3 separate regions of the Mus musculus genome follow, and all the other regions are linked to region 2. The links are chromatin loops, found by intact Hi-C in ENCODE. Cell type or tissue: heart. All regions are shown on one strand. Each heading gives the region's core, and the rest is flanking DNA. Links, peaks and the distances in the headings are about the cores only.

What was found. Peaks named below come from ENCODE experiments on the same cell type or tissue, not always from the same donor. Only the 100,000 strongest peaks of a DNase experiment are listed, where the experiment ranks them.
Region 1: a loop joins it to region 2, with 2.5 times the contacts of the local background. A loop is called at or near these places in 6 of 42 quality-filtered maps.
Region 3: a loop joins it to region 2, with 5 times the contacts of the local background. A loop is called at or near these places in 5 of 42 quality-filtered maps.

The regions. Positions count from the first base shown.
Region 1 is chr7:25,393,848-25,400,507 of GRCm38, forward strand. It overlaps 4732471J01Rik (RIKEN cDNA 4732471J01 gene), which reads left to right and starts at 866. Exons shown (of 7, transcript NR_015569.3): 1 at 866-2,106; 2 at 2,481-2,542; 3 at 2,843-3,129. It overlaps Cxcl17 (chemokine (C-X-C motif) ligand 17), which reads right to left. Exons shown (of 4, transcript NM_153576.2): 4 at 6,206-6,597. The coding sequence ends at 6,500. It also overlaps a transcript of Lipe not described here. In heart, for the core only: no CTCF peak of the experiment used is centred there; DNase peaks (open chromatin) are centred at 1,894, 2,254, 2,544 and 2,944; H3K4me3 peaks cover 2,123 bases; H3K27ac peaks cover 1,743 bases.
Region 2 is chr7:25,313,178-25,319,959 of GRCm38, forward strand. It overlaps Tmem145 (transmembrane protein 145), which reads left to right. Exons shown (of 15, transcript NM_183311.2): 14 at 1,522-1,728; 15 at 2,220-3,018. The coding sequence ends at 2,468. Megf8 (multiple EGF-like-domains 8) reads left to right here and starts at 3,987. Exons shown (of 41, transcript NM_001160400.1): 1 at 3,987-4,516. The coding sequence starts at 4,330. In heart, for the core only: a CTCF peak has its summit at 3,435 (motif pointing left); DNase peaks (open chromatin) are centred at 1,914, 2,294, 3,644 and 4,474; H3K4me3 peaks cover 3,552 bases; H3K27ac peaks cover 2,540 bases; H3K27me3 peaks cover 2,032 bases.
Region 3 is chr7:25,129,613-25,136,394 of GRCm38, forward strand. Pou2f2 (POU domain, class 2, transcription factor 2) reads right to left here and starts at 2,848. Exons shown (of 15, transcript NM_001163554.1): 1 at 2,813-2,848. The coding sequence starts at 2,840. In heart, for the core only: a CTCF peak has its summit at 3,662 (motif pointing right); DNase peaks (open chromatin) are centred at 2,889 and 3,689; H3K4me3 peaks cover 1,214 bases; H3K27ac peaks cover 416 bases; H3K27me3 peaks cover 4,887 bases.

The DNA of each region.
Region 1 (6,660 bases), core at 1-5,000, 80 kb after region 2:
TGAAGGTATCCATCTCCCTGCCCTCACTGGACAGGTACAGGAAACCCAACCAGCTCAGTGCCTCTGTGTCTCTGTCGTCATTTGGGAAATGGGCTGATCATAATGACAGCTGTCTCATCCAGTTACTTGTGGCAAGATCACAAGGATAAATGACGGCTCCAGCCAGTCAGGATACCCTTGGGGCAGAGGTGGGATCTGATTCACAGGTCTGAGGCCTGGCACTAGGAAGGGCCTCAGGAAATGACAGTCACTTCTCAGAGCTGCGAGCCTTTGTGAGTGTGCTTACCTGAACCCCGTGCAAGGGAGGAGCCTTACTCAAGCAGATTCTTTCTGACTCCTCATGACACTAAGGGCAGCTTGGCTATTAACAGCTCCACGTCACACTTCACACATTCCTTTGCTTATCAATCTAATAAATACTTGAATGTCCATGTGTCTGGCATTCCCTGTAAACAAGGCAGACACAACCCTACTCTTAGGGAGACCAGTGTCTAGTAGAGTCAGACACTCTACTCAGCACACTCAGCCAGACAGTAGACTTACATACACCTCTCCAAAACACACACATTTGAATCTGACAACAGCCCTACAGATGCCTGTTGGGAGCTCAGAAAAAAAATTGAGAAAAGGTCCCTGTTCATTACTTCACATTCATAGCAATTTGGTACAATGGGTCTTTGCGATTGAGGTTCCATATCGCTTCAAAGCATAGTGTTCTGCTATGTGTCTTTGTTGGGGGATAGGAGGCTTCAGGGTCCTGCTTGAGCTCCAACACTTGTCTACCAAAGGAGGATGAGGAATGATGAATTTGGGGGTTTTGGGTCTGGTAAGCCATGCCAGGTTTTTTCTGGTTTTGCCTGCACAGGAACCTGTCCCTGGAGTCTGATAAAGATCCATGGACTGCCGGTGGAGCTGCATAGCGGAGGGCTTGCTTAGTGTTCACCAGGCCCTAGGTTTGGCTGTAAGCAGCGCCACAAGACAGACAAAACTCATAACCAAACCAGGACTTAATGCCTGCTCTGATTGAGCCATGCAAAATCTTTGGTTGTTCTGCCACTGTTTCTCCAGCCTTTTGGATCCAGGGAAGCTAAATGGTAACTCCCTCCTTTCTCTAAGGACAACGTAAAAGTTCTCATGTTTTGCAAGTCGCCCCAGGGTTGCTGGGTTGATGAAGGTCGATTGTCAAAGAGCAGATGGATGGATTCACTGAGAGAGTAAGAAGGGGCTGCAAGGAGCTCTTCCAATTACCGGATGCCCCTTCTGCCTACCTTTTGCATTCTATTTATTTAGAAAAAGCGGTTAAAAACCCTTCTACGTTATTCTTTTAAGAGGGCAGAAGACATGAAAACCGCTTGAACCGAAACAGAAAACACTAAAGGCACAGCTCTTGGCCACACAGAAAAAGGAACCTGAGAGAGAACCTTATTCCGACAGACGAGCATTTCGGACACTTCCCCAAAGACCGCACTGGGACAGACGTAGTCCTTACGTCTCGGTGGGGCATTCTACTCTCACATCACCCCCCCCCCCACGCGCAGGACGGCAGTGGATCAGTCCACGGGTCTCTTCCCCCTCGTGGAAGTGGGTCAGTTCCCCCAGTCCCCAGTCCCCCGCAGGATGTGCGGGATTTCTTTTAAGCTGTTACCGACTCACCTTTGATCTTGCCTTTTCGCCACCGCCTGCGACTGCGGTTCTTCGATCCTTCTTTGCCCTGCTTGGAGGCCTGGGCCCCCACGGGCGCCGATTCCACGGCCGGCTCCATCAATTCTTTCCAGTCCTGGCGCGGGGCCCAATTCCAGCGATCAAGTTCCTCTCTTAGAGTCAATCCTAGTTACACACCACTGCCAGGCCCCCAAACCATCCAATCCTGGGCAGGCTCCTCGCGGAGCTCCGCCTTTAATGGGTGGGGCTGAAGGTCTTGGCCCGCCCATCTGCTCAGATTAAAGGAACCGCGCAGTGCACCGTAACGACAAACAAAAAACCAAAAACCAAAAACCAAAAAAAAACCCGCAGTCCTGGAAGCAGCGAGAAGTGCCCTCACAGCAGGAATAGTGAGGAGTCGCGTTAGAGTCACCCCAACAAAGAATTCTCAGTCATCTTGTGCAGGTGCTGACCCTCGCCATCTCATTCACCTTTCCTTGAACCTGGCCCGCCCACTTGCCCCGGGAGCCGGAAGAACGGGCGGGCGGGCAGGGGGCGGGCAACCCAAGGCGTGGGCGGGGACCGACTTGGGGGCGTAGCCGCGCTTGGTAGCCGTTTGGAGAAGCCCCGCCTTTTCCTCCGCCCCCTCACGTGGTCGTCCCTGTTTTTTTTTTTTTTTTTTTTTTTTTTTTCCCCCCCAGACAGGGTCCTAGGCTGTAGTTGAGGGTGGCCTTGGCCTCTCAGCAAACTACCTTCCAGTCTCACATCCGCGCTCCCTCCTAGTTCTTACTGCTCTGCTTCATGAGGTGTCTCTCCCTCTGCCCTGCCTTATTCCCCAGAATCAAAGGAAAGGGGAAGACAGCAACACCGCCGGCCTCAGGGTTGATCTACAGAAAGGAGCGTAAGTCGAGGGAGCCCACGTGCCCCGGAAAAGGCGGGAAACAGAGGAGGCCCGAGACTCGCACATGCGCACATGGCTCACTGTGCTCCCAGTTGCTTCTGGGTTGCCCATGCCAGAAGCTTCTGGAACCCGGCTGCCCTGGGAGGATTAAGCCTCGATTTTCTTCTTGACAGAGTGAGCATTAATTACTCTGTCCTCGGAGAAACCTCTCAGGCTTTTGGGGAGGAGGGACGGCCCTCTGAGGTGAAAGACCATCACTAGCGGCCCTCAGGACTCTGACCTTCCCTCTGCTCCTGTCAGGACTGGGTCCTATGGCTGTTACCTGCCATTGCTTCGGAGAGGCGGCAAGGAAGAAGCGCCACAGCTCACCAGCACTTCACTACGCTGTTTCCATTCCGCCTGGATCTTGCCACAGACCTCTGCAGCCCTATCCAGGCCCTGCTCCCAAGCTTCTCTACCCCATGAAATCTAGTCATTCCACGGCGCTGAGGCCCTGTAGAGGCACCGGGCGGCAGAGGTGAGACCGTCTCGAAGCAGAGGCTGTGAATGGCCTGGATGTTCGGCTAGTCTACACACACTTGCCAAGTGTAAGGCCCACATTGGGCATTGTGCTGCTATTGTTTAGTGTGATGTTTGCCTCACAAGTACCGCTCAGCCATTTCTCTTTCTTCCTTTCCCCTTTCCTTTTCCTTTTCCTTTTCCTTTCCCCTTTCCTTTTCCTTTCCCCTTTCCTTTTCCTTTCCCCTTTCCTTTTCCTTTCCCCTTTCCTTTTCCTTTTCCTTTCCTTTTCCTTTTCCGTTTCCTTTTCCTTTCCCCTTTCCTTTTCCTTCCCTTTCCTTCCCAAATGAATGCAGGGAAGAGGGTGGTTTCTTTGACCTGATTCCTGAGTTAGAGCTCTTTCCCACTTCACTTTGATTTCCTTCAACTCTTTTGTAGGGGGCAGCCCGGTGTAAAGGGAGACAAACCCTGTTTTTACTCCCGTGTTTGCTGTTCCCAAACTGTAGGGCCGTTTGTAAGACCCTCATTGTTTATATACCTCAGCGTTCATTCCTTCTCGACAGACTGGGCTGGGGATGAGGGGTGCGCTTTATTTTACAGAATCCTTCAGAGATGACCTGAGCGTTATGATCGCAGATACAGAAAATACTTAGCACAACTAAATGACTGGCCCGGGAAGGCTCTGTCTAGTCTTCCAGGTTCAGACTCACCTGTGTCCCAGTAGTGTTTGTGTTTCTGGATGCTAGTCTTCTTCCCGTGTGGTAATTTACCGCCATATCCTGACAGCTTTTCAAACTCAGGTTTCTTTTTGGAGAGCAGTGCCATTTCCGGGATCGCTGTTCCGTAACTTGGCTTTGGAGAATTTGACTTTGAGGATGAACTCAAGCATTTCTCTATGTCAGACACGGTAACACAGTCAAAAAATGACTTCCACTCTGGAGATGTCTGCTGTATGGATAGGTCATGCAGCCTTGTTAGAAACCCTGACTCAGTCAAAGATCCCTGCTTAGACTTGGCTCCTTGGACTAGAGGTGTTTGCTGGGCTGTAGGGTCTGACTGTTCAGGCCCCTCTTGGGATACCAAGTTAGTTTGGGTAGAGGGTTTCTTGTCCGGTCCAGATACAGCCTGGGCTGTAGATGTAGTCTCTGCTTCTGTAGCTGGAGGTGGTTCTGCTGGTCCAGATTTTGTCATCCCCATATGTTCTTCTCCGAGTTGTGGTTCCTGTGGAGTTGTATACACTTTTCCTGCCCCAGGTCCATTAGGGGAGATGGCTTCCTGTTGATCCAAGTGTACTTTCTGGCTTGGGGATGATTGCTGTGGTGCAGGGAAGGCGAATGGGGTGAGAAATTTCTGAAGCAGAGCGGATTGTTGGATTCCCTGTTCCTGCTGGAATTCAGCTTCTTGCTGGGCAGTGGGCTCATTTGGGAGACTTTGTTTCTGTGGGGTACCAGATTCCTGCAGCATCTTTGATCCTGGGTGGTCTGTGAGGGTTGTTTCTGGCCCAGGATCTGGCTTAATTATAGGTCTCTCCTGTGTCTCAGGTTTCCATTCTGGCCTAGATACTGAGGGAGAACTTGGGTCCATAGTTGTTATTTCCCCTGGGAAAGAAATTGGTCTCCTAGGCTTCATCCTTCTGCTCCCTACCCTTCAGGCTTCCTTCCCTCTTCACAGATCGTTCATGATGGCACATCCCTTTGGGCTCTAATCTTTTGTCCTGGCATTCCTGATCTTCCTTTATAGCTGATCTGTGAGTTTATCACTGCTGGTCCCCACTTCTTGCCAGGTGATCTCTCTGTGTCTCTTTGGGAGAGGGATTAGGACTAGGAAGAGGCTCATGTGCCCAGTACTGTCTTACAAGAAGGGAGGGGCTTGTTCTCTTGTGTCATAAATAGGGCCCCGCCCCACTCACCACTCAGTTAAAATGACCAGTGACCCTTCTCATAAGGCAAGTATCTTAGTCTTCTGTTTCATCTGGGATGATTCTAGGTGAGCTAGATGAGTGGTCCCTACCCCCAGAGATGGGAAACTCATGTAGCCCAGGCTGGCCTCAAGCTACTACTATTCTTCCTGTCTTCATTTCCCAAATTCTGTGACCACAGGTGTGTACCACTATAGTTCAGTACTTTTCCCCCTCCTGATACCAGAGGAATACTTAAGGAGTCTTTATACTTTTAATCATAGTTTCCTTTTCATTCATTCTTACAACTTGGTTGCCTTTTGAATTGTCTTAGACTGTTGCTCTGATCATTTTATAACTCCTACTAAAAAGGAAACAAAACAAAACAAAGCACATACCATCCTGTTTTTATAGGCTCAAAACCCTTTTGAATGACAGCTCAGATCCTCCATACCATCTTTCTAACCTTGAACTGTGTTTCTTTTTTTTTTTTTTTTTTTTATTTTATTTTATTTATTTATTTATTTCATGTATGTGGGAACACTGTTGCTATCTTCAGATACACCAGAAGAGGGCATCAGATCTCATTACAGATGGTTGTGAGCCACCATGTGGTTGCTGGGAATTGAACTCAGGACCTCTGGAAGAGCAGTCAGTGCTCTTAACCGCTGAGCCATCTCTCCAGCCCTTGAACTGTGTTTCTGCATTTATATCTCTTGTACTACATGAGAAACTCACAGAATGCAGTGATAATGGTGGGGATGATGATGATGGTGGTGGTGGTGGTGGTGATGATGATAATAGGAATCATAAACACTGAAGGTTGTCTAGATGCTAAGAAACCACAATTTCACCAGGCAGTGGTGGCACACGCCTTTAATCCCAGCACTTGGGAGGCAGACGCAGGCAGATTTCCGAGTTCGAGGCCAGCCTGGTCTACAGAGTGAGTTCCAGGACAGCCAGGACTACACAGAGAAACCCTGTCTTGAAAAACCAAGGGAAAAAAAAAAAGAAAGAAAGCACAATTTCTAACCCTTTGTTGTTTCTAAGCAGGCAGTGTCTGATTCAGTGCTTTACCTGCCTTTGATACCCACATAGACCGTGCACCTCCAAACGAGTGAAAGAGTAGAGAAGGGCAAGGAGGGAGAAGTACATGGGAAGGGTTTCAAATGAACAGGGCTAAGGGTGACACAGGAACTGAATGTCAGTAGTCAGACCCCATCTGATCGATATAACTGATACTCACTTTACATACACACATATACACACACGTATGCACTATGTATTTAATTATTTTCATTGCAAGTTTTCTGATTGCAATGTGAGGCCAACAGGAGGCCGAGGTGTCCTGCATTCTTGTAGGGTAAACAGAAGGCATAAGACAAGAGTGGCAAGTGCAGCCGGCACTAGGGGCACAGTCATAGATACACTGTGAGGCAGTGCCTTCAGAGAGCACTGGGGTGCTCTTGGTGAGGATGGGGGTGGGGAGAATAAGAACCGTGCTAGGGCTGGTCACCTCCTTTCCACTGAGAGAGTCTAACTAGAGGAGCAGAGTCTCAGTACTATAAGGGCAGCGCAAAGCTTGCCAGGTGACATCGTTTGAGAAATTGCTGGCAGGCTCTGGAGGGTCTTTGCGACTTCCTGTGGTGCTTTTGGTGTCCTAGGGCACAAATAAAAGGAGGAGCTATCATTAAAAACTTAAAAATACTTTATATTATTTTTA
Region 2 (6,782 bases), core at 714-5,713:
CAGGTCTGCCATCTTCCACCTCAGGACCTAGCTTAAGTGTAGACTTTACCCATCTTCCTTGGGTGGTGTATCTAGAAGCTCAGCAAGAAGTCAGAAGGGGATAGACAGGAAAGAAACACCGAGAACCCACCGTGCATGAGGCTCTGTAGCAGTGGCTTTCATTTCCACCCTCTCATCTTTCCAGATAGGCACCTTAATCCTTTTTGGCTGGTGAGGCTCAGGTTGTTTAATCAACGTGCCCCAGATCCAGCACTTAGTGAGGGATGGAGCCAAGAGCTGCACCGCCAGCTCAGAGCTCAGAATGCGAGACAAGTGTCCTTGCTGCTTTCTTTCACCTTCACTCAGCTTCTTTCTGAAGCATGCCAAACTGAGCGAGCAAGCCAGCAGCGAGCTCACTGCATCCAGCACAGCCTCAGTGAGGTCGAGGTCGTGTTGAGCTACTGGATGGAGTATGGTGGCAGAATGGGATCTAGAAACATCCATCACCTATATTCTGGAAATGTTCAACCAGTATTTATTAACAGCTAGGCATTACAAAAGATTCAGCTTGGGACTTAACAGGGAATAGAAAAGTCAAGTTCTGCCTGATGGTGGTGGCGCAAGCCTTTAATCCCAGGGGGGAGAGGCAGGTGGATCTCTGAATTTGAGGCCAGGCTGGGTTACAGAGTGAGTTCCAGGACAGCCAGGGCTGTAACACTGTCTTGAAAAGTCAAAACCAAACCGAATGCAACCAAACCAAAAAAGTAGTCAAGTTTTAACTCTGGTGGTAAATGCTTATAATCCAAGCACTTGATGCCCAAGGCTCGAGGATGCTGCACAGACTGAAAAGAGGAGAAAAAGTTGAGTTCCTCCCTTTAAGGAGTTGACATTCTAGAGAGCCTACTAACGGGTGTTTAGCTGAACTGTGTGTTTATGGACACATTCTAAGGTTGTATGTGTGGTGCTGAACATCTTCAGTCTAGCACTAGGAAGGTGAAGGGGGGAAATCAGGAGTCTGGGAGGAGGTCAGGAGTTCAAGGTCATTCTTAGCCACATAGCAAGTTTGAGAACAGCCTGGACTACATAGACCGTCTCAAAAAGAAAACAAAGCAAAACAGGAAAGAGCAGTAAAACACTTCTACTCTTTAATCTGTGCTCTCCAAGCCTAATGAGCTTAGGTAAGGCAGTGTGTAACTGAGAAACAACTTAACATTTAATTTTGATTCAATTTAAGCCATATGTGGCTAGTGGCTCTCATACTGGGCAGCACAGGACACTGCCCATAACCAATTAATTATGACATCCAGTAGTCAGGATTGTGATATTGGAAACACCACTAAGCATAGTAATTAGAAGAGGTGTGTTGAGGGAAAAGGTCAGAATGCCGGAAGATACCCTAGGCCTGGTGTCCAAGGCAGTCTGAATGGTTCAAAGGCAATGTAGAGAGGCCAAGTGGAGGGGAATCATCTAAGTCCTTACATTTTATAGGGACAGTCTGGGGCCTGGACACTGCTTCTCTAACCTGTGCCTGACTTTTCTCAGATCATGACCCGCCCATCGGCGGCCAACAAGAACTTTCCGTACCACGTGCGAACTTCACAGATCGCCTCCGCTGGGGTCCCTGGACCTGGAGGGAGCCAATCAGCAGATAAAGCCTTCCCGCAGCACGTCTATGGAAACGTGACGTTCATCAGCGACTCGGTGCCCAACTTCACGGAGCTCTTCTCCATCCCCCCGCCAACCTCCTCTGTAAGCTCCGCAGCCCCGGCGCCCGAGGAGCTGCTGGCGCCGCCCCTGGAGTACCTGACCCCGCTCCCCGCCCCGCCGCCACCCCCTGCTCATTGGCGTCTGAGCCCACCCCTGGCCTTCCGTACTCCCCATGCCCCGACGCCCCGCCTCGACCGTCCCCCGGCGCCCGCGCCCACCCTGCCAGACTGGGTCCTGGCGCTGTTGCGCACGCCCCCGAGGACACCCCGCGCTGTGCCCCCGCCGCCTGCCTTCCGAGGCTGGTCCCCATCTCCCCCACCGCCTCCAGAGTTTGCCCGGCGCACCCCAACTCCACCCCTTGAATACCTGGCCCCACTGCCCAGGCGCCCAGCCACCCACTCCTTCCCTGATTGACAAGTGCGTCCATATTTGGGGTGGTGGGAGTCCTCTAGGGGGAGGGGGACGGGCCTTCGGGGCCGCTTTTGCTCCCCCGAGGGTTCTGGGCAGCCTCTGACCCTGACCCCCCATCCCAGGCCGGGAAGCAGGTGGAGGAGACAGCGGTGGCGGCGGCGGTGGCCCCGAGGGGCCGTGTGGTGACCATGGCCGAACCCGGCGCAGCCTCCCCGCCCCCACCCGCTCGGTTCTCCAAGGCGGTCGACTCGGGCTGGGATGGCCCGACGCCGTCCTACCAGCCGCTTGTGCCCCAGACGGCGGCGCCGCACACCGGCTTCACCGAATACTTCAGCATGCACACAGCCGGGGGCCCTGCACCCCCGGTCTGAGCATCCCTTCCCCGCCTCTGCCCCACGGGCGGCGCACCGGGCCCCGGCTGGGCTCCGGAACCCCGTTTCTCTCCCGGCCCAAGGGCTCGGCCATGCCAGGCATCCCGCGCCCCTCCCACACCCCGCGCCCACTTTGGATGCGCTGCGTCCCGCCCCTTTCCCTCTTGTGCCAAACGGTCCCGCGGGAGCCGTTCTCCGCGTCCCCTCCCTCAGCCCCTGCCCCGAATGGCTCCGGAATCTGGACTCCCGCTGTTCCGTGATCTCCGCCCCCCTGACCCCCTTCGAGACCTCTGACCCTGCTGGACTCCGGAACACCCGTGACGACCGCCTGGACCCTGCCCGACCCTCCAGGACCCTGCGACCCTCGAGCCACTGTTTAGAGACGGATATTGTGAAGTTGGTCTCTACTTTGAAACCCTCCTTGGGGTTTGTGACCTCGGACCTGTGCTTTGTCCGTCCATCTGAATGCCAAGGACCATCACATGGTCTGTGGCAGAAAGACGTTTTCTCTTCTTGCCAAAATAAAGAGGATTCGTTGAGTTTTTAATCTATAACATGGTTTCTTTTCCATCTTAGCTGAAAAAAGGAAAAGACGTGTTTCCTGAATGTATGTCAGCGTACTATGCGCGCACATTGTGTAGGAGAAGGCCACAAGAAGGCGTTGGATTTCCACTATATGGGTTCTGGGAATCGAACCAGGGTCTTCTGCAAGGGCAACATGCTCTGAACCACTAAGTCGCCTCTCCAGCTTCTTTTATGTATTGATGGTGCTTTAAGTCATACGGGTCTCACTGTATCCATCTAGGAAATGCTATTTTGGTCTGGAGTCCCTTGCCTTCATAACTTGATATTCATGTTGATCCTGAATGTAGAGCACAGAAAATAACCATCTAGCACAGCTTTTTACCGCTCCTTTATGTTGCCTTTCCTTTCGCTAGCAGAGATAGAGGCGCCCTCCAGTGGCAAAGGCTTTGCTCAGCCAATGACTAGCACAAAACGCGATTTTGGGTTACACTCTTAGCAATACGCATGCGTAATTCTCTGAGCTGAATTCCTATTCTCGCTGCGCAAGCGACTGGGAACAGATGGGAGGAAAGTTTCCGGAAGTCTTCCTCGAGAAGGGGTGGAGCCAGGCGCTCCTTAGTCCTCTCAGGGCCGCTCTGACCCGCCGCTCTTCCTCTTCTCGCCTCCTCCTAGCCTGTCCTCCCCTCAGAGGCTGCGCGGCTCCCGCCCCCTCGCCCTCTCAGCGGGTCTTCCTCGGGCCGCTCTGGCCCGGGAGTCTCCAGGTCTCTCTGATCTAGCCCATTCGCCTCGAGTGGGAGGAGCGGGTGGGTAGGCATTAGAGTGAGCCCTGGAGATCCGGGCCGGGACCCCGAAGGCAGGCCCCGCCCCCGTCTGGAGGGGTCTCCCCAGGAGTCTCCGGGCCAGGCAAGTTCCACCCCGCACGCTCCATGGACCGCCCAGCTGGGCTGTAGAGCACATCGCCCCTGGAAGACTGTCTATACGGTCTGTTTTGGCCTTGCAGCAGCCTGAATGTAATCACTGGATACCGTTTATGGAGTCGGCGCCCCTATGGGGGCTCGTGTCTATAGGGGACCCTTACGGTCCCTAGGGGTCAGCCCTATCCATAACGACTTCATATCCAGGGCCTTCCATGGGTCTATAGGGCCGGCCCCTCGGTTTCAAGAGCGCATCAACTGCGGCCCTTTCCTTGGCCCGGACTGCGTGGCTGGTACATCCTTGGACTACAAGGCCATGCTACGTCTGTAAAGGTTGCATCTTGCAGGGCCTCATTCCCAGAGGGTCTTCTCCAGGTCTTCACGGCCCTTCCCGTCCCTTAGGGCCAGTGCCTAAGGCGGCGATGGCCTTGGGTGGAGCTCTGGCCTTGGCCCTTGCACTGGCCTTGGCAGTGCTGGGACCGCTGTCCCTCAGGGTCCTGGCTGGTGACTGCAAGGGGCAGCGGCAGGTGCTACGGGAGGCGCCAGGCTTCGTGACGGATGGTGCGGGCAACTACAGCGTCAACGGCAACTGCGAGTGGCTTATCGAGGGTGAGTGGGGCCGCGTGGGTCACTCACTCGGTTGCTAGTTCATTCATTTGTGCGTTCATTCACTGAGCACATTCCTAGAACCCGGCTCCATTCCAGGACTCTTGCTGTAAAATGTTGGACATCCAGTGTTGCAGCCAGCTTGGGCCCTAACTCTGATGGGAGGGAATGTGCCAAGAGTCACAGTAACAAACTAGGAGTATTTGTGAGGGGTGTTTTTCTTCACTTGATCCTGAATGTAGCGCACAGAAAATATCAATCTAGCACAGCTTTCTACCACTCCTTTATTTTTGCTTACTTGTAAGTCCACTCATGCCTTTAATCCCAGCACTTGGAAGGCAGAGGCAGGCAGATTTCTGAGTTCGAGGCCAGCCTGGTCTCAGAGTGAGTTCCAGGACAGCCAGGCCTACACACACAAAAAAACCCCTGTCTCGAGAAAACAAAAAACAAACAACAACAACAAAAAGTAAGTCCACTCACCTGGCTTAGGATCTAGGCTCTATTTCATATGAGTTTCGTGACTTTGGATGGATGAATTTCGAAGGCACAGTTTCTTTTACTCCAAATGGCCGCAACAATAGTACTTAGTTAAAAGGAAAGGAGTCAGATATTTAACACATTTGATATCTGGTATAGTATATTAGTCAGGGTTCTCTAGGGAAGCATAGCATAGAATGAATCTTTATAGAAATGAGATTAGAATGGCTTATAGTCACTGTGCGGTGGTGGCGCATTCCTTTCATCCCAGCACTCCAGAGGCAGAGGCAGAGGCAGGCAGATCTCCGAGTTTGAGGCCAGCCTGATCTACATACTGAGTTCCAAGACAGCCAGAGAAACCCTGTTTTGACACCCCCCCTCCCCCAAGTAAAAAGAATGGCTTATAGACTGTGGTCCAGCAAGTCTGATAAAGACTGTTTACCAAAAAAAAATCCAGTAGTAGTAGTTCAGTCCACATGGCTTATGTCTTACCTGGTCTTCAGTATATGCCAGAATGCTAAAGAGAGTCAGTTCTAATGCAGACAGGAATTAGAAGATGCTTCTGAGCAAGCCTATGTGCTAAAATCTAGTATGCTAAAACAGATAATAGAAGAAGCCAGGACTAGTGCCAGAGGCAGGAGTCGGGGAGGCTTGTGAGTTTGAGGACAGCCTGGGCTACCTCAAAGTGAAGGACTGGACTCCTAGTTAGAGTGAGAGCAAGCAGGCCAAGAGCAAGAGCAAACTTCATTCTTTCATGTCCTTTATACAGGCTGCCAGCAGAAGGTGTGGCCCAGATTAATGGTGGAGCCTCTCACTTCAAAAGATCTGGATTAGAAGTGGGCCTTCCCACTTTAAGTGGTTTAGTTAAGGGAAAAAACAAACAAACAAACAAACAAAAACAAACCCTTACAATTGTGCCTAGCTATTTAGCTTTTAGTTAGTTCCAGATATAGTCAACCTATCACATGTAGCAAATGTCCATTAAGTGCCCTTAGGGTTATTGTTGCATTTAAATACTTCAATAAAACTTAGTCGTTCATGTGCCAGAAATTATATATGCCACCATGACATAGCAGAAGACCAGGGACCTCCTTCCCAGCAGTGCTTGCGGGGGAGACCGACATACTAACAGTCACATACCAAAGTACTCCCCTGGGAGAGCCCAGAAGAAGTACATGATCTGGGAGAGAGGAGAGCAGAGAAGATTCTGGAAGAGATGTCAGAGCTGAGACCTGAGGGATCTATGTCTGTCAGCCAGGAAGCGAGAAGCAGAACATTTTAGAAATAAGGAACAACCTGTGCCCCTTTCTTTTTTTTTTTTTTAAAGATTTATTTATTTATTATATGTGAGTACACTTTAGCAGTCTTCAGACACACCAGAAGAGGGCGTTGGATCCCATTACAGATGGTTGTGAGCCACCATGTGGTTGCTGGGAATTGAACTCCAGGACCTTTGGAAGAGCAGCCAGTGCTCTTAACCACTGAGCCATCTCTCCAGCTCCCTGTGCCCCTTTCTTATGGGCTTTCAGGGATCCGTGAAGCTCTGGGAAGACACAACGTCTCAGGAGTCTGATTAATCCAAGGCACGTGGGATGCTTTTGAGCATGCATATGTGCTAAAATGTAGTATGCTAAAACAGTTAAAAGGAGAAGCCAGAGTCAGGAGGAGGAGGTTTGTGAGTTTGAGGCCGGCCTGGGCTACAAGTTGAAAATCTTTTTTTATTATTTTGCCTTTTTTTTTTTTTTTTTCCAGAGCTGAGGACTGAACCCAGGGCCTTGTGCTTGCTAGGCAA
Region 3 (6,782 bases), core at 853-5,852, 180 kb before region 2:
TTCACCCTCAGTTGCCCCAAATGGGCCAGGCCGGGGACCCTGGGTCCCTCTGCACTCCCTGGCCCTCCCTCCCCTACTTTCACTTCTCCTCTGCATTTCCCCCAGCCAGTTTTTAGCAGGCTTAGTCTAGCTTCTCGTTAGTACTTACCGAAATCGGGGCTAAATATAGAGAACCGGAGGACTGCCCCTCACCCTCCCGGCCCCACTCGGGCTGTCCCCTGGGTCCTCTGCCTCCACAGCCGGCATCGAGTTTATGGCCTGGGAGCCCCCATGGGCAGGGTTGGGCGCTACCGGGAACCTCTGTGGACTCAGTTGGCCCTGCCCCTTGTCTCCTGAGGAGGGCCACCTCACACCTCCCAACCCTACAGCTGTCCCAGGTAACCTCAAGGGACCAAACAGTGCTGTGCTATCAGGACGGAGGGATGGAGGAGGGATGGAGATCCAGGTGATGGACACAGCAAGAGCAGTGGTATACACAGCTACAGCCAGCAATGCCAAACTCTGTGCATAGGTGTGCATAGATCCCAGGGAGGACTAAGTGCATGCCCAGGGCATCGCCCTTCACAGCCTCTGTTTGGAGCAAATGAATGTCTAGGGTAGATGCCATCCAAGGCAAGCCCCCACCAACACTGCACTGGAAGTCCTGCATGTGGCACAGGTTCAAGGCTTGGTCTACAACACCCTGGTTTTCCACCTGACAATTCTGCTGTCTATCCTATCCCCTAAGCAGCTATTCCTTAAGCCCATAGATGGAGGGGTTGGGGAAATGGCCAAACACCACGAGGGTCTGAGTTCAAGTCCCTAGATATCCATTTTCAAAAATGCAGGGATGTGAGTCTGTAACAGATAAGATGGCAAGACAAGAGGGGGAGTTGGCCAACCAACCAGCGTGTGTCAAGACAGAAGGCAAGGACTGACATCCTGAGGTTGACCTCTGACCTCCACACAGACTTGTCCACACTCACATTTGCATGTGCGCGCGCACACACACACACACACACACACACACACACAACCTATAGGGAGACACACACTCAGATGATGCCATAGGGTGGTGTATAAAAAAACCAACCCCATCCAGATACATGCATACACACATGCACTTACTCATATCCAGAGTGACACACACACATTCGCATATTCAAAGGCACAGGCAATCTGATATGCATACACCCGTGTCCAGAGTCAGTTCATTCTGAGAGGTAACCACGAAGACCTCTGAGACTCTCCAGGGTGGAGAGCCTGAGATCAGACGGTGAGTGATCTGCCCGAGGCCACACGATGTATTAATCACATCCTTACGATGGATTGATTCTTGCCAATGCTACACGGTGAAAACCCATAACAGTTCTCCTGGGTAGGACTTTTTCTTTTTTTTTTCACCCTACAGAAATCCCCAGTAAAAAGTCTAATGCTTTGTCCAGTGGCTACAAGTTCTCACTTGAAATGAGTCCATAGTGAAGCCGCTATATGTGTGCAGATGGCAGTCTGGACTTCATATGTACACTGAACAAGTAGATATGTGTACACCCACACGGCCACCTCAGTAAATAAATACCTGTCAATCCTCATCTTTCTACTGTCTACCACCATCATTTTTATATCCTAGCTCAGAGAACTCCTCCAGGAAGCCCTCCCTACTACCATGACAACAGAACTAGATAACTTCTGGACTCTATCATCTCTGCTCCACCCTCCACCCTCCAATCCCAGGTCTGATCACCACAGGATTGTCCTTTCCACTGAACTCGTGACTCCAGAAAAGCAGACCTGAAGCTGCCTAGCCCTGATATATCTTCAACACCAATATCCAACATAGAACGGCCCGGTAACCAGCGGTTGTTGAAGGGACTTGGCGATGCCCCCCACATACTGATGCATGTTGGACGGATGCACGCCAAGCCAACACTCACACCTACGGTCACCCAGGAGCTCGACGCACACTCGACCAAAGCTCCAGAAAAGCAGTCATGAAGTACTGATCCTTGGAATATCTCAGCACTGGTATTATCACCTTACACTTCCCAGTACTCTGCTGAGGTATGCTAAGTCTGCGCAGAGATGCATACCTTCTACGAAATGAGTCCCCAAGCGCAAATCACCTGATACGGTGCCTGCACCGTATCCAGCTCACCCAGGCAAGCATGTAGTAACTCAAAGACATAGAATGCATGCGCCACGGAGAAAGTCAGAGCAGGATAAGGAGACTGAGGGATATATAAGATTAGTGCCATTTTGCAGAATAAATGAAGTGGATCAAGAAGAAATCACTGCTACGGGCACACAGGAATGCCACGCACAGCAGCCCTCCCCCCTGCACACCCAGGAGAAATAGCAATAAGCACAGGACGCAGGACACCACACCCACACTCACACATATGCACACCTGCACCACACAAACGCAACTGCTTGGTCTTCCAAACCTGTTGCAGCCCTGTGTCTAAAGAATCGCCCACGCTGCCCAGCCCACCAGTTCCCCATATGAAGTCCAGCAAAAAACAAAACAAAACAAACAAACAAACAAACAAAAAACCACATGACCCTTCCTTTTTCCTGTTCCCTCAGTGGGGAGACAGACTGGAAGTATACCCCCCCACACACACACCCCATGCCTAATGCAAAACAGTATCAAAGAGGAGCTGAGGAGGGGGACTAGGTGAAGGAAGGAAAAGATGTTACTAAAGCACGGGGCCTCCCAAACAAGGGGGACAGCCGAAGAGGAGGTGCAGGAACCGTTGGCAGAGGTGGTCAGCAGAACGGCCCTAATATGCTATTTGTCCTCGCCACCCATGAGAAGGCATCAGCCTCTTACCTGGAGCCCCCATGCTGGAATGAACCATGCTGCCCGCCAGCCAGGGCTGGGGAACAACTGTGTCATCTCCCCGCCCTCTCTGGGGGCCAGCCCTCCCTGCCGGAAGTCACCCCGGGAGGAAACCACAGGGCCGGTCCGCCCCCTTCGGAAGGGAAAATACCCTGGCCCACAGGCCGACCCCAGCGGCCCAGGCGACCCCAGATCATGAGTGTATTTGAGTAGGGGCTTAGTCGGGTGGAAAGCGAGGACGCTGGAAGAACTGACTCTTGCTGGGGCCACACTAGGAGGTATCTATACAGTCCTTCTGCCCCCGCAGCACGGAGGGGTGGGGGCGAACACATCTGGAACAGGGCGTGTGGGGCTGTGAGAGAAGGTGAGGCTATACAATAACAATGGCAAACACAATTTGAGGTTTGTTCGAGGAGGGATCTCTCAGTGCCTAACCCTGCACCTCCCACGTAACAGGTGTCATAGTTTGACAGTATTTTGTGATTCGTCTTACAAACGACAAGACTGAAGATCAGAGAAGGGAGCAGTGGCTTTCTCAAGGATCCAGGGCCAAGATGCATCAAAGTAAAAAAAAAAAAAAAAAGGGGATGCTCAGGATGCTGTGGACAGACCAAGGCTTGCAACCTGTGCCACAGGTAAGGCATCCCGGGCCAATAGTGCCCATGAGCAGTGGCACAGTGGCAGTTAGGGCGAGGGGTGGAGGCCTAAGTCAGAGACAGCTAGAAGCCTGTCAGAGGGCAAACGCGTGCACCCGGGGCAGTGGAGCTGAGCTTGAGTCCTCAGGGTTCCTGTGGAGCGCTTTCAGCGAGCCGCTCCGCTCTCAGTCCTGCGGTTTTCCTGAAGCCCGCCAGAGGGCGGCAGCGTCCAGTCAATGGGCAGGAGGGCGGGGCCGGCTTCAGAGGAGGGAGCCCCGCCCTCCGCTCCATCCCGGCCCGCATCCTCCCCCGCCCCGCGCGCACACCTGCGAGGGTCACACAAAGGCGCAGGACTCGGGCGCACAGTAGCGCAGACAAAGGCAGGCGCGAGCCAACTGCCCTCTTCTCCCTCTCAGCTTCCTGGAGTCCGAGTTGCTGAGCTGCCTTGGCATCTCTTAAACAGTTCTCCTATCCACTAGGGCCATCCAGGACACTTTACACCCCAAGTGGAGGGTCCCCCAAACCACACGCGTGCACACATAGACGGCTGGATTCATCCTTCTACATACATGCATACACTGAAGTATTTCTTCTCAGACCAACCCTCCAGCATTTCACACGAATGCACACACAGAGATTCACTAGTGCACATCTCTACCATGGCCCCAATATCACCCCTCCCCGCAGACCAAGCTTCATCAGCTACATATGCTCTACTACTTCACCCAGACCCACAGGGCAGAGGGCACATCTACACATATGGCCAACGCAGGCCAGGTTACATGTGCCCACACTCCCATGTGCACAGCCATGAAGGACACAAAGAACTACATGGGTGCCCTCTGCCCCCAGCCCTGTGCAGGTGGACACCCCAAGACCTGGCAGATGGTCCTGACAGGAACGAACTCAGCTCTTAAGCTGCACACAGAGGGGACAGTTCCTGGGCATCTACACTCTATAATATCCCATTATCGGAAAGACCATTTCAGAGGGCATTTGCCGACCGCACAGCGGCTGGCGGCAGATTTTCTATACACGAGGGTCTTCCCAGCAGAAGTTGGGGGCAGTAAGGTAGCAGGTTTTTGTCTTGAAGCCTGATTTACCCAGTAAGCTCCATTTTCATTTAGGATTTATCTTTTGAGGGAGTGGTGGTACTTAGCACGATATGGAGGGATACAACCCAGACAAGGCCCCTCCCCCATAGTCTACCCTTTACCAATTCAACATCGTGCAGGCCAGAGACACATTCACCAGGCTGGGTCCCAGATGGTGATCTAGGAAAAGAAGGGACACCCATTTCCAGTGAGGCCCTCCTGGATCTTCAAGTGAGGCCAGAGTGGGAAGGCCTCGATGGTTCCCTAAGGATAAATTCTATTCCTATGGCCTTCCGTGCTGAAAGCTGTGTCTGAGTCTCTGGGCCTATGCAGGAGATGCTGAAGGAGGGGAGAAAGACAAAGGGGCAGAGTGTGGGGCACATGGCTTAGATGGTGAGGGGAACTGGCAGATTGGAATGGGATAGGTAGGGTGTGGAGAGCGGCTTCCCTGCCAAGGAAGGGGTCTGGACCCTCATAATGAGTAGGGTAGGTAGGGAATAGGCATTGGGGAGCAGTGGGGGCCACACTGAGGTGCAGGGAACCTGCGGGGAGGCAGCATAGAGGAGGCCAGGCTGGGCTCAAGGCTGAGCGGTAATTAAAGGAGACGCAGGGGGCTCCCCAGGGCCAGCGGGGCCGGTAACTGACACGCGGGCCCCATTGCTCCGCTCATATTTCTCGCCGGATCGATACGTTTGACTCCCGACAAGACAATAATCGCTTGTACGCGGCCGGCGAGTCGATCAAATACATTATTAGAGCGAGGTCCCCCGGGGGCCCGCTGGGGAGCCGTAGGGGGGAGCAGCCAGCCCACCGGGGACAGAAGAGTGAGATTCTTCACCCCTCAGGGCCCCCTGCCATGGCCTCTTCCTCCTGGCCACCCCTGGGGATCCTCTCCATGGCTCGGTTCCTCTCTCTCTCTCTCTCTCTCTCTCTCTCTCTCTCTCTCTCAGCTCCTTCTATCATTAACAATCTCATCACCTAGCCATGGCCTTATCCTTGGTCTGCGCAGGGACCCAAAAGATCTGTCCCCACAGGCGATGCTCTTATCAGTAGGACTGAGGCTAGCAGGTGTTCAGAGAGGCCCCTCAGACCCCTAGCCTGGTGGGAGATAATGAAATGGAGTCAGGCCAAGGAATTGGGAGTTGAGAGAGATGAACTTGGGCCTAAGAGTCAAGAGTAGCAATCTTCAATCCAGACTCCATTCCGGATGTAAACATGAGAGACTTCAGGAGAGCCCGGGTCAAGGGGCAGCCTCTGGGGCATTAAAGGACTTAGGGGCCTAAACAAACAGGAAAGCATATTGTTAGGGGTAGGTGGCAAACAAACTCACAGACACAGGGATATGGAGCTGCTCTCAGGACCCTAGGCTCTTTCCAGCCATACTCAACCTCAGCTCTGGGCTGTCTGTATCATGTGGCCATCTCTTGCCCACTCCCTTGGCATCTGGGCTCAAACCTAGCTCTTTTAATTGTAAAAATGTTTACTTTCTCTTATGTGTATGCGTGTTTTGTCTCCATGTCTGTCTATGCACCAAGTGTGTTCCTGGAGCCCACAGAGGTCAGAAGAGGGCACTGGAGTCCCTCGAATTGGAGTCACAGCCAGTTGTGAGCTGCCATGTGGGCGCTGGGAACTGAACCCAAGTCCTCTGCAAGAGCAGCCACTGCTCTTACCCACTGAGCCATCTTGCAGCCCCTTAGACATACCTCTTGTTTACACAGTTCTTCATCTCTTTGATGTGAGGCTCACTCAGGACTGCTTCCCCGATAGCCCCAAATCAATCATGTCATGGAGCTGGGCATGCTGTTCAGACAGAGCGCTTGCTAACATGGACAAACATCAGCAGTTCACAAAACTAGGCACAGTAGCACATACCTGTAACGCTGGCATTGGAGGGTGAAGACAGAAGGATCAGAGGCTCAGAGTCTACATAATAAGTTCAAGATTCGCCTGGGCAACATGTGACCCTATCTCCAAAAACAAGCTAACAGAAAAATCAAATTCTTTAAGGACTATCTACTGACTTAAGATTCAGCGGTGGTGGCAGCAGGAGCATTCCTGCCTGTTTTGGGCTATTTGAGCCAACGTGTTATTCCTAAATCTTTATGACCATCTGAGGATATGAGTTTGCTATCTCATTGTACTGAGGAATTAGGGCACAGAGAGGTAACATCAGCTGCTCTGAGTCACACAGCATGTGGCTAGTGGAGTGAGGATTCAAACCCAAGTCTCTCC